2 separate regions of the Mus musculus genome follow, and region 2 is linked to region 1. Evidence: chromatin loops called from intact Hi-C (ENCODE). Cell type or tissue: heart. All regions are shown on one strand. Links, peaks and the distances in the headings refer to the core of each region. The heading gives the core; the rest is flanking DNA.

The links. A loop is a pair of places that touch in the nucleus more often than their neighbours do. Peaks named below come from ENCODE experiments on the same cell type or tissue, not always from the same donor. Only the 100,000 strongest peaks of a DNase experiment are listed, where the experiment ranks them.
Region 2: it touches region 1 in a loop (9-fold over the local background); 41 of 42 quality-filtered maps call a loop at or near these places.

Annotation. Positions count from the first base shown.
Region 1 is chr17:12,207,920-12,213,565 of GRCm38, reverse strand. Agpat4 (1-acylglycerol-3-phosphate O-acyltransferase 4 (lysophosphatidic acid acyltransferase, delta)) reads right to left here. Exons shown (of 9, transcript NM_026644.2): 4 at 3,194-3,355; 5 at 2,774-2,927; 6 at 9-111. Among named protein-coding and RNA genes, the nearest start is that of Gm46605, 54 kb to the left of the region's middle. In heart, for the core only: a CTCF peak has its summit at 2,650 (motif pointing right); a DNase peak (open chromatin) is centred at 2,645; H3K27ac peaks cover 2,450 bases.
Region 2 is chr17:12,036,952-12,042,597 of GRCm38, reverse strand. The region is part of intron 10 of Prkn (parkin RBR E3 ubiquitin protein ligase); the gene reads right to left. Among named protein-coding and RNA genes, the nearest start is that of Gm46604, 8.4 kb to the right of the region's middle. In heart, for the core only: no CTCF peak of the experiment used is centred there; a DNase peak (open chromatin) is centred at 3,227; H3K27ac peaks cover 1,615 bases; H3K27me3 peaks cover 394 bases.

The sequences.
Region 1 (5,646 bases), core at 323-5,322:
CAGCTTACCGAACGTAGCAGTCAGCGTGATATTTCTTTCCATTTAAGACTCCCAGCAGTGTTGGGTTTTCATTGTTTCTGAAATTGAGTGTACAGTCATATACAGCTGGGACTATAAGACAAGACAAACAAGGTAGTATATAGCAGGTGAGGCCAGTTCTGCTTGGTAGTCACACACACACACTGGAAGACATACACACGCCGTAACCTGTCTACCAATGACACGCATGATAGAGACCTCTTCCTTGGGTTTTTCTAGATTGTTCACCCACTCTACATTGAACATGTATCATCTTTTGTAATCAGAAAGCCAACTGTAAGCGAGTCATAGAAACAGAGTAATTCCTGTGGTCATGTGGGCTTTAAAGCAGTCATGACTGTCAATTCTATACTGATAAGGATGCTAATAAGCAACTTTCTAGTAGGCAGAGCCTACTGTAGTCACAAATACCGATATTTGAACAAATATGGGTAGGAGATGACCTAGGTTCATCTAAGGATGTGTCTGTTATAGAACGATAGCCATGATTTATAAAGTTATCAAATACCATTTTCCTTTTTTTATAAAAGACTTACTTTGTAACAATGTGGGTGCATGTCTATGTGGGCATATGTACACATGAGACCTGAAGAGAGCATCGCATCCCCGTTGCTGGATTTACAGGCAGTTGTGAGCCACCAGGTAATAACAGTGAGAACTGAATTCCAGTCCTCTGCAAGTGCAGTCAGCACTCGTATCAGCTAAGCCATCTCTGCAGGCCCAGTGTAACCCTTTCTGTGAGCATTTTTGTGCCCTCCCAAAATGAAGCAGCCACAAAGTCAGAGTGTTACATCTAAATCCTGGAGGGAAAAGGTAGTGGCCAAGTTAATAGTCCTATTCAGTGGTAACTCCTTGGGAAACCTATCACCCACGCTCTCCGCGCGGATGTATATATGGTGTAACCCTGATGCTGATTGATTCAGAGTGAGTAAGCTGTGAGACCTCACCTCCTATGCTAATGTGTGGGGTAGTCCTGCTACTGATTGGTTCAGAGTGAGTAAGCTGTGGAACTTCGCCCACTATGCTAATAAGCCTTTTTGAATCAGGAAGGAGGAATGGCTTTTGATGAATAAGGAGCTGGAGGCTGGAGCTGGGGGAGGAACAGAGCAAGGAGGCTAACAGTGACTCTGGATGGATAACTCAGGAGACTGCGCCCAGCAGAAAGGGTAACAGGCTTCTAATATAGATGTCTCTATTTCTTTACTATGAAAGCCCAAATGAGAGCCCTAAAAGCCCCTGTAACAGTAACTTATCCTATAAGCGCATTCCAAGTTATCTCGTCGCTATATTCCACATTCCATCCAACCTTGCTGCGGGAGCCCTGGGACCCAGGTCAGGCTCCAGAAATGCTTATTGGATCAAAGAACGGATGACTTAATGACAGAAGCAAGTGGGTAGAATGTGTAAAAACATGGTGGAAACAGATGGCAGCAGAGAAAGGCAGGAATCAGTGCGGCTGGGTGTGGCGCCCACAGCCGCCTTTTCCCAGCAGTGGGAAGTTTGCTTAGCTGCATCACGCAATCTTCCAAACTTAGGTGTTCTGGAGAGTGAGCTTACAAAGCCATCATCACACAGGGCTGAGGTGACAGATGCCAGTTACACATGCAGGCGGAGCCCACTGTACTAACGATGATGTATATGATCCTGACCCGGGCCTGACAGCTTTAGACGTCTGCAGTTAATGTTAGTAAAAGTAGCAGGGGAATCACTGAAATTGTAAACCATCCCTGGATCACTTGGAAATATGAAGAACACGAATTCAATGTTATAAAATCACCATCCGTTTCTTTCCCCTGATGCCTAACCCCGCTACAGGTCTGTAGGTCCACTATCTTTCTCAATGGGAAAGGGTCCCCATGCTGCCTTATAGGAGTATCTAGAGGCACTGTCCTTAAAGGCCCAACCACTCTCCTGTCATTGGTGGGCTCTGATGCCTAAAGTGGGCACTAGCCCAGAAGATATTTAACCTGTTGATGTCCTTGGTGCCCTGGTTAAATCCTTGCCATGGGGGCTAAGGAAGACCCCCGCACAAGAGATAACGACAAGGCTATAGAAGCTAGTAGCAGGGAGCCAGAAGCCACATCTGACCTGCCTCTGGCAACAGAGTAGGGCCAGCTTGGCCCACCTCTTCCTCTGGGATAAAGCATTTTCCTGGCATGCCCAACACATGAAGCTCTAGGAAGGCCTGCCCAAGCTCTGTGGTGCCTTCACACTTGAAGCAGTGTCAAGTCCTATCCAGCCCAGGTAAAAAGTCAAGCCTCTTTTGGAGCCGAAGGCCCAGGGAGTAAGAGATGTGAGAGGAAGGGCTTACCTATGAAAACAAGAAACATGTTTTAAACTGAAGAGAAAGGTTAATAAGGAAATGTAAGAAGTCATGTTAGAATGCCAGTGGCAACTGACCACTGCTGCCTTCTGCTTTTTATCTACACTGGCTTAAGACTCCAGACTCATGGGTCAGCTGCCCTAGAGTACAGGTCAGATCATCTACAGGTGGTTGTCAGCAATAGACAAGCAAGAGATGGCCTCAAAGACTGCAGCTCCATGGCCAGGCCATCTCAGGGGTCCTCCAGGGAGCCTGCACCTTCTGCACTCACAGTGCAGTACCGCCGTTGACCAGCAGAGGGAAGTATTCACTGGGATGCAGAAACGTGAGGTGCCCAACCAGACTGGAACCTGCCTCTTGTCCCAGGTCCCACCTAGCCTCAAAGATCCCCTGTTTAGCCAGCATCCTTACCAACATCTCGCAAGCACTTCACAGTAATAGCAAAGCCTTTGGTGCGCGGCAGCAGGTGGTGTTTGAGGCTGGGCAGCCCCTTGGCTTGGGCCACCTGCATGCTGATTTGGTGTTTCTTCTCTGTGAACCGTGTGCCCTCACAGTGGATCAGGAACTGAAAAGCAAAAGATAATGAATGGTCACACAGGAGGATCCCACGCTCACACAACCCCAAGCTCAACCAGAGGCCACAGTGCCAAAGAAGTTCATAGTCACACTTGACGCCAGGTCAGCCCCAAAGTGCCCTCAGGTCACATGTCATTCCAGGTCATACTCAATTCAGTGGTCACCCGCAGAAGAGTCCTAAAGTGACTCCTATGTGTGGTAGCCACACATAATTCCACAGGAGCCAGACAGCACACGGCTCTTTTGCCTACGTACCAGATACTTCTCTGGGTAGTCCCGGAGGTGCAGCAGGCTCTTGGCAACCGTCTGCCGATCTTGCTCCCACTTGCGTGTGCAAAAGATCATTTCCACGAAGTACCACATCCAGCCAATGATTGGGACATAAGCCAGTTCTTTCTTGGCCAGGACTTTGGAGTTCTGAAATAGAAGAACCACCTCAGGGTATCTGTGAAGGAGACATGGCTCTTGGAGCTCTTATGGGGAAGGAATAGCCAGCCATACCAAAGGCTACAAAGCCAAAGCCTTTGGGCTTGGAGTCCTTCCTCTTTCCCACTGCATTGACTCATCCCTGGGTGGGCTGCTCCATGGACAGGGGTCTGCAGATGTGCACAGATGCTTGAGGATACTCTCTCATGGACCACAGCCCTCCTAGATGATTGACATCTGTGTGTTCACCAAGCCCAACCTGAAGTTCTGTCTGGCAAGTCTATAGAATACCATCCCACAGATCAACCCATCAGCAAAGCCACTGAGTTCGTACAGGCAAGGCCAGCAAGATTCATGACGTGACAGACTAGCGAGCAGAGGCCAGCAGAGTTTGAGGAGCCCCATAGCTGGCATGGGGAGCAGGGGAAGCTGGGAAATCAACTTGGCTCAAATGGATGCTCTTATTCATCTCTGCGGCTGGAAATAGCCAAACTCCTCAGGCCAGGGTAGCTGTGGTTAGTCTCCAACAGTTGCTCCATGACCACACTGTGTGGGCACCAGGGGTGGGGTGGGGAACTTGGGAATCTAATGAGTCAGGGAGATGCAAAATGACTTTCACTTTGCTGGACTTGTCTGTCTGTCTGTCTGTGTCTGTCTCTCTCTCTCTTTCTCTGTGTGTGAGAGAGAGAGAAAGAGAGAGAGAGAGAGAGAGCACATTCATGTGCATGAATGCAGAATGCAGACACATGGAGGCCAGGGGACAACTCCAGGTATCAGTCCCTGCCTTCTACATTGTTTGAGGCAGAGCATCTTGTTGTTTGTCGGTTGTACGTGCCAGGTTAGACGGCCCACGAGTGTCTGGGGACTCTCCAGTCTCCACTGCTCACCTCCCCGTAGGAGCAGTAGAATTCCAGACACTCGCACTACGTGTCCTGAGCTGCACGGAAGTTATGGGGATACACACTCAGGTCCCATACTTGCCTGGCAAGCCCTTTACCCACTCGGCACCCTGACCACCGCCACCATTCGTATTTTTACTCTCCACTATGGAATCGACTGAGACGCTCCCTGACTGAGATGGATGCTCACCCACCCACACCGGCAGTGTGGACCGTTGTAGGCAGCTGAGCACTTTTTTGACAGCTGTCTATTAAGGTCCTAAGCCTTCGCTGCCTGAAGGGAAGAGCAGGCATTTCACATCACCCACTCCCTTCTCTCCCCTTTTCCTATCTTCCACTCAGTGTCTTCATGGCTAAGACTCGTAGCATTTCTATCATGCTTGGGGCCCTGAGGTAAACTTCTGAGGAGGCCTCACCTACATCTACACCCAGCTTTTTCTTCTCAGCATGGAGTAACTTTAAAGTCTCAGATGAGGGAGTAAACTGCCTGATTAGAGATGATCTTACTCTTGTGCCTGTCACCCTGATAACCAAACCATCTTTGGGGTCATAGTCCACCCTAGTAGCTCACTGCCCTGTGTCCACACTAGACGTCAGACTCCAGGGAACAGGAAGGGACATTCCTGCCTGACCTCACTTTAATCTCTGATGAGAGCAAATGGATCCAAACACAAAACTTCCACGGGCAAATTAAGCTCTTCTTTCTGGAAGTTAAAACTTATTTTTAAGATTCTATACTGGATCTTGCAAAAATTACATATGGAGTGCTCAGGAATTACAGAATGACCCACACTACCACCCACAGAGGTGCTGTTGGGTCTACCAGGGCAGCTACTGGGCTGGGTGGGTGGTCAGTCTCACCCAGCCAATCAATCATAGCTGCATTCTTGGGTGCACTTCCTGTTTGTGGTTCTCCTGTGAGACACAAGTGAGTGTTAGCACTTGGCCTTTGGTAGCTGGTGGAGAAGGCTGCCCTAGTGGGTTGTGAGAATCTAGGGCTTCAACTAGAGGTGACTCAAGAGTCTGTATTCCCGGGGGTTGGGGATTTAGCTCAGTGCAAGCGCAAGGCCCTGGGTTTGCGGTCCTCAGCTCTAGGGAAAAAAAAGAGTCTATTCCCATCACTGTCATACGTCACCAAGAGTCACTTCAAGGTCCCACAGTAAAAGCATTCATTGGCTACAGGGTATACTACACATCTGACAATATGTAATAGTACAGCTACAGCTGCAAACCAGAGCGCAAGGGCCACTCTGATGCCCACGGGTTTCAGTGCAGTTTTATTGGTACAGGGTAAGCATTCACCTGAATGCAGGAGCAATTCAGCTGCTATCATGGGTGAATGGTAGTCATACAGACAATGTGATCCATAGAGCTGAAAATGTT
Region 2 (5,646 bases), core at 322-5,321, 170 kb after region 1:
GAAGAATCGTCTGTGCTTAGCCTGAGAGATGGGGCAGAGCCTTGCCTTCCAGAAACCGTACTGCCAATTTACAATAACGTGCTTTGGTATTTGGGGGCGGATAGGTGGGGAGGGGGTTATGGGGTAGGGGAGAAGAAAGCATTTTTTTTTTCCTGTCAAAATACCAATTTCTGGTCCTATGATACATAGGATTTAGTGCATGTGACTTGAAGGCTGACCAAGTACTCTTGAGGATTTCCCAGCTAGGGGACCTGCCATCTCCCCAGCCAGACCTCTTCCTATTAGCATGGTGTAAACTTAACACGTGACAGGGGTAACCGACTGCCCATGTGGCCATTTCCATGGCAGAGTGAAGAGAGTTATTGGGTTTGTCAGTGGCTCACAGGAATGGGAAGGACCAAGATGGCTCTGGCCCTTGGGATGGAAGAGGAAAAAGGTTGCCAAGGGCAACTTCTACTTTACTTCTTTTCCACGGCCAGACTTTGATACCTCTTCCTTTATAGACTGTACAAAATTCACGTGTTGAAATCTGAAGCCCCGGTTGGATGGTGTATGATGGGGCCTTTGAGGCAGCCCTCATGAGCCCTCGTGAGCAGGAGCCATCCCCCTATAGAAGGGGCCCAGACAGCTCTCCCGATTTGTAAGAACAGAGACAATTCAGTGCTCTGTGACCTGACAGAGGGTCCTCACCAGACTCCAGCCGTGCTGGAGCCCTTATTTCCAATCCCTAGGCTGTGAGGGTAAACTTGTGTTGTTTATAAATGGCACGGTCTCTGGCACTTTGTCATAGAAACCCTGTTGACTATGACAGACTATAATTTGAAGAATTCATCTCATCGAACAAAGTAGGTCTTCATACTAATTTAAATGGGCAGATAGTTTCTCCAGGATCATAAATGTGGAAGGCTCTGATACTCGCCCTGGCCTCTAGGCACCATCTGTCCTCCTTCTTGGGATACTAGGACAATGACAGGCACACACATTCCTACCACTTGTCCTCAGTTGGCTCTTGACTTGGCCTAACCTTCAGAAACTCTCCAGAACAGGTACACAAGTGGACTGCCAGACTCAGCATCCTTTCCTACCTTATCATGCCTGGTTGTTCTGCTGTATCTACCACATGCCTACCTTTCTCTTCAGCAAGAGTCACCCCAAAGGGTCCTCCTGAACTCTCTCATGTTACAGCCAGTCTTTGTTCTCTCCACCCTGGTCAGTAGGAGCCATAGAGCGTTTGGGATTCCATTTCTGCTGCTGCTCCCATGACACTGAGAGAAGTTTCCACGCACATGCTAGCATGCCCGGGGAATTCCCACAGAGGTGGACACATCTTTGCTTTGCATCCTGAGCCACGGTCAATGCCAATGTGGTGGCGCACACCTTTGATCCCAGCACTCAGGAGGCAGAAGCAGGAGGATCTCTAAGTTTGAGACCAGCCTGGTCTACAGAGTTAGTTCTGGGGCAGCCAGGGCTACACAGAGAAACCCTGTCTCAAAATAAAAACAATACAAAACAAAAACAAATGAAATAAAACAAAACAAAAATCCTTCTGGACTGGTCTCAACCAGAGGCTGGCTGCTTTTAGATAATGCAGGGCTATGTGCTCACACCCTAGAGGTTCATATTCGGTGGGTGGGTCTGTACTAGGGTACACGAAACAGAATCCTTAAACCATGCTGCTTGTGTTGTGAGGGGCAAGAGGCTTGGATGTTAGTATCCTCCTTCTGGAGTCTTGTTTGTGTGGGGAATAACACTGTGAGTAGGGTAGTATTCTCCTCTCCCCAGCGTACAGTCCCCTGCCACCAAGCTGTAAAGCAAGAACTGGTGTTCTGTTGCTAGGAGCAGACAGTCTTGTGACTCAGCACTGTCTCAGGTCCACACAGAATATGAAGCGTGGGTCACAGAGGGGCTGCATGACAAGGCAGCTAATTAGAAGTGTGTGTGTGAGTGTGTGTATGTGTGTGCCCCCGCCCACACAGTGGAGATGAGCTAACGTGGGAGAAACGAGTTTTCTTACATATTTTATACCTGAAAAAAACAATAGAATTTCTTCTATGGTAAATAAATAAATACATCTCTCTCATGTATATACCTTTCTGTATATGCCCCTTTCTATACCAAAATTTCTTTACATGTGCCTATATACCTAGGTATAGGTTTTTGTATAAATATCTAGGTATAGAAAGAGGTGGAGTGTCAGCATGTAAAAGACAACTTATGACCCAAAAAGGGACAGATGCTTTCTTGTGCAACCCTAGGGACCTACCAGTGGCCGATTTGAGTGTCTACATCATGAGTTATGGCTAGGAGCTGCCTTGGGAGGGTCATGCCTGACTGGCTTGCTTGCTTTCTTACACTGTAGCTATGGGATTTGAACTCAGGTCCTCTGGAGGAGGATTCAGTGCTCTTAACCTCTGAGCCATCTCACCAGTCCTCAGCTCCTGTGCCTGGCTTTCATTCACCCTTTGCTAATGACCTTGGGCTCCTCTCACCTGCAGAAGTGTGATAACAACACCACTGGCCTCTGTGACTGTTGTTGGGAGGAAGTGAGAGAGAGAGACACACACACAGATTGAGCCCTCCCTGAGGACTGCGGACTTCGTCTGTGTTTCCTCCTTTGGTTGTACTGTTGATATGGTCACCCTCATTTCTAGCGTATAGATAGAGACAGGGATGTTAAGACTGGGAATTTGCAGTGATGGTAAAGACTGTTGAGGCCTTGATAGGTCTTAAGGCCTCTTACAGATACAGGTAAATCAATGCCCCTCCCAACTCCCTCGTCCCCCGTCCCCGTCCGTCGTGTCCCCCCCCCCACCCCCAGCCCCCGCAATGAAGCTTTTAAAAGCAAATTAGTGGCTTTTCCAGCTCAAATTAGCGGCTAGGAGACGCTGTTAATGTGCGTGTAAGCTACCAGAAGTAGAGAAGACCCACACAAGGGCTCTCCCCATATTTTAGAAAATTTATTTGTAATCCGCCTGGGTTAGAAAATAAATCGGACAAATATCTTCTAATCCTAAAAAAGGGTCAAAGCCAGGCATTACTGAGATGCTTGGCATACTCCAGGAAGGTTCTCTTCCGGTGAGCGGTAGCTTTTAAATTTCACCTTCCTCAAAGTAATCCAACGCCTGGCCCTCACTGGTCACCGAGGCAAAAACTTCCCCTCTGCACAGCCCTTCCCAGTGCTGAGTCAAACTTCCCAGGCTGCAGGCGTCTGCTGTGAGTGTCGCGCCCCCTGCTGGTGAGCAGTGGAACAGCACCTTTCAGGAACTGAACGGATCAAAACTGGTGGGGCTCAGCTTTGTTATTTTCAGTGTGTTCTCACGATTATTTTGGAAGAATGAGTGCATGCTACATTTTGAATTAAAAAACCATCAGAGGGTGGTGGTGGGGACTTACAGTTTCTGGCTGAGGACTGGTGCTACAATCTGCCTGTGTTCCAGATTTCCAGAAACACACTTTACAACGCAATTTGCAACAGCACTTTTGGTGATGAAGATGAGAGCCTTTCTTTCTACTATTGGTGGAACGTGTTGTACAAAAACCGTAGGAGAGTTGAGACTAGGGCACATGGGTGTATTAAAATCATACCAGGGACTCCCTGCGAGCCCCCAGGTCAGGGAAGCAGACAACACCTTACTTAGTTATCATCAGAAATGCTCCCCTACCCTGCAGCAGACGGGAACAAACAGAGACCCACAGCCAGACCATACACGGAGTGAGAGACCTGGGGATCCTCAGCCCTACAAGGGACCCCTCCATCACATCTCTCCCCTTGAGTGTGGGAGCCAGAGGGGATGGAGGACACCAAGGAATCAGGGCTTCAGGGACCCAGTAGGGCTGGTGGTGCACATACAAACTTAGAGACAGGGGCAGCGTGCATTGGTCTGCGCCAGAATGAGCCCTAGAGCTGAGATAAGCAGACACAAACTCCCACGCCTTACCCAGAAGCTATCTCCAAGTGATGGCCACTGACAAATGAGAAATTCGTCTTTTCTGAGGCAGTCTCACTGGGGAAACAAAACACTCTTAAAGGTAGGCTGCCCCATGCCCGGTAGTAGAGAGCCAACAGAAATGAAGTTAGGGGGGCTGGAGAGATGGCTCAGTGGGTAAGAGCACTGACTACTCTTCCAAAGGTCATGAGTTCTTTTTTTTTTTTTAAGACTTATTTATTATTATATCTAAGTACACTGTAGCTGTCTTCAGACACACCAGAAGAGGGCATCTGAACCCATTACCGATGGTTGAGAGCCACCATGTGGTTGCTGGGAATTGAACTCGGGACCTCTGGAAGAAGAGTCAGTGCTCTTAACCACTGAGCCATCTCTCCAGCCCTGCCTGTCTGTCTTCTGACAGGGTTTCTCTGTATAGTCCTGGCTGTCCTGGAACTCACTCTGTAGACCAGGCTGGCCTTGAACTCAGAAATCCGCCTGTCTCTGCCTCCCAAGTGCTGGGATTAAAGGCGTGTGCCACCACCACCAGGCTGCCTGTCTGTTTTCTAAGATGAGACAGAGAGGGTTCGGATCCGGACTGGAGGAGAGAGGCGAGGAAGGGACTGGGAGGGGTAGGGTAGGGGAGACCATAATTAGAATATGATGTGTGAAATAAACATCTATTTTCAATAAAAGAAAAAATTATATTGATCTGGGAACAAAGTCTGAGAATGAAACAGGTATACATGCCAGACCAAGAAAAATGTGTAACTCCTTGCCTCCACCTCATACAGCGTGGATACAGGATGGCAAGGGCCCCAGGGCCATCTATCCTCTTGTGATGGTGTGTATATGCTTGGCCCCAGGGAGTGGCAACATTAGAAGGTGTAGCCCTGTTGGAGTAGGCATGGCCTTGTTGAAGTAGGTGTGTCACTGTGGGCTTGGGTTTCAAGACTCTCATCCTAGCTGCCTGGAAGTCAGAATTCTGCTATCAGCTTTCGGATGAAGATGTAGAACTCTCAGCTCCTCCTGCACCATGCCTGCCTGGACACTGCCACACTCCTGTCTTGATGATAATGGGCTGGACCTCTGAACCTGTAAGCCAGCCCCAATTAAATGTTGTCCTTATAAGAGTTGCCTTGGTCTTAGTGTCTGTTCACAGCAGTAAATCCCTAACTAAGACGCCTCTAATACCCAGAGTATTCATTAAGGACCGTGGGACAGAGAACTCTGGACTATCCTTGGGGCTTCATTTCACCTTGGTGCCCCACTGTTGACACAGCCTACTTACCTGTGCTCTGCCTGTCCTGCTTGCCCGTGTGGACCACACCCAGTCCTTTCCTTCCATCCCTGCAGCTGACTTCATCTTTGTACTCAGCTTCTGCGGTAGGCTTGCGGTTGTTATCTTACCAATACAGCACGCTCACCACCCCACTTCAGTAACCAGAGCTCCCAGGCAGCCTCTTTAACTCCTACTCATTCTGTAAGCCATGCTGTGCATCCACATACTCAGAGATAGGTAGATTTCCTGCATGCTGGGTGATGCAAGTTCCTGTTAGGAATTAAGATTGCAATAAAACATCCTAAGACAGGCATGGTGCTACACACCTTTAATAACAGCACTCAGGAGGTAGAGGCAGGGGGATCTCTGTGAGTTAGTCTACACAGCAAGTTCAAGATAACCAGAGCTACACAGTGAGACCCTGTCATAAAACAAAAC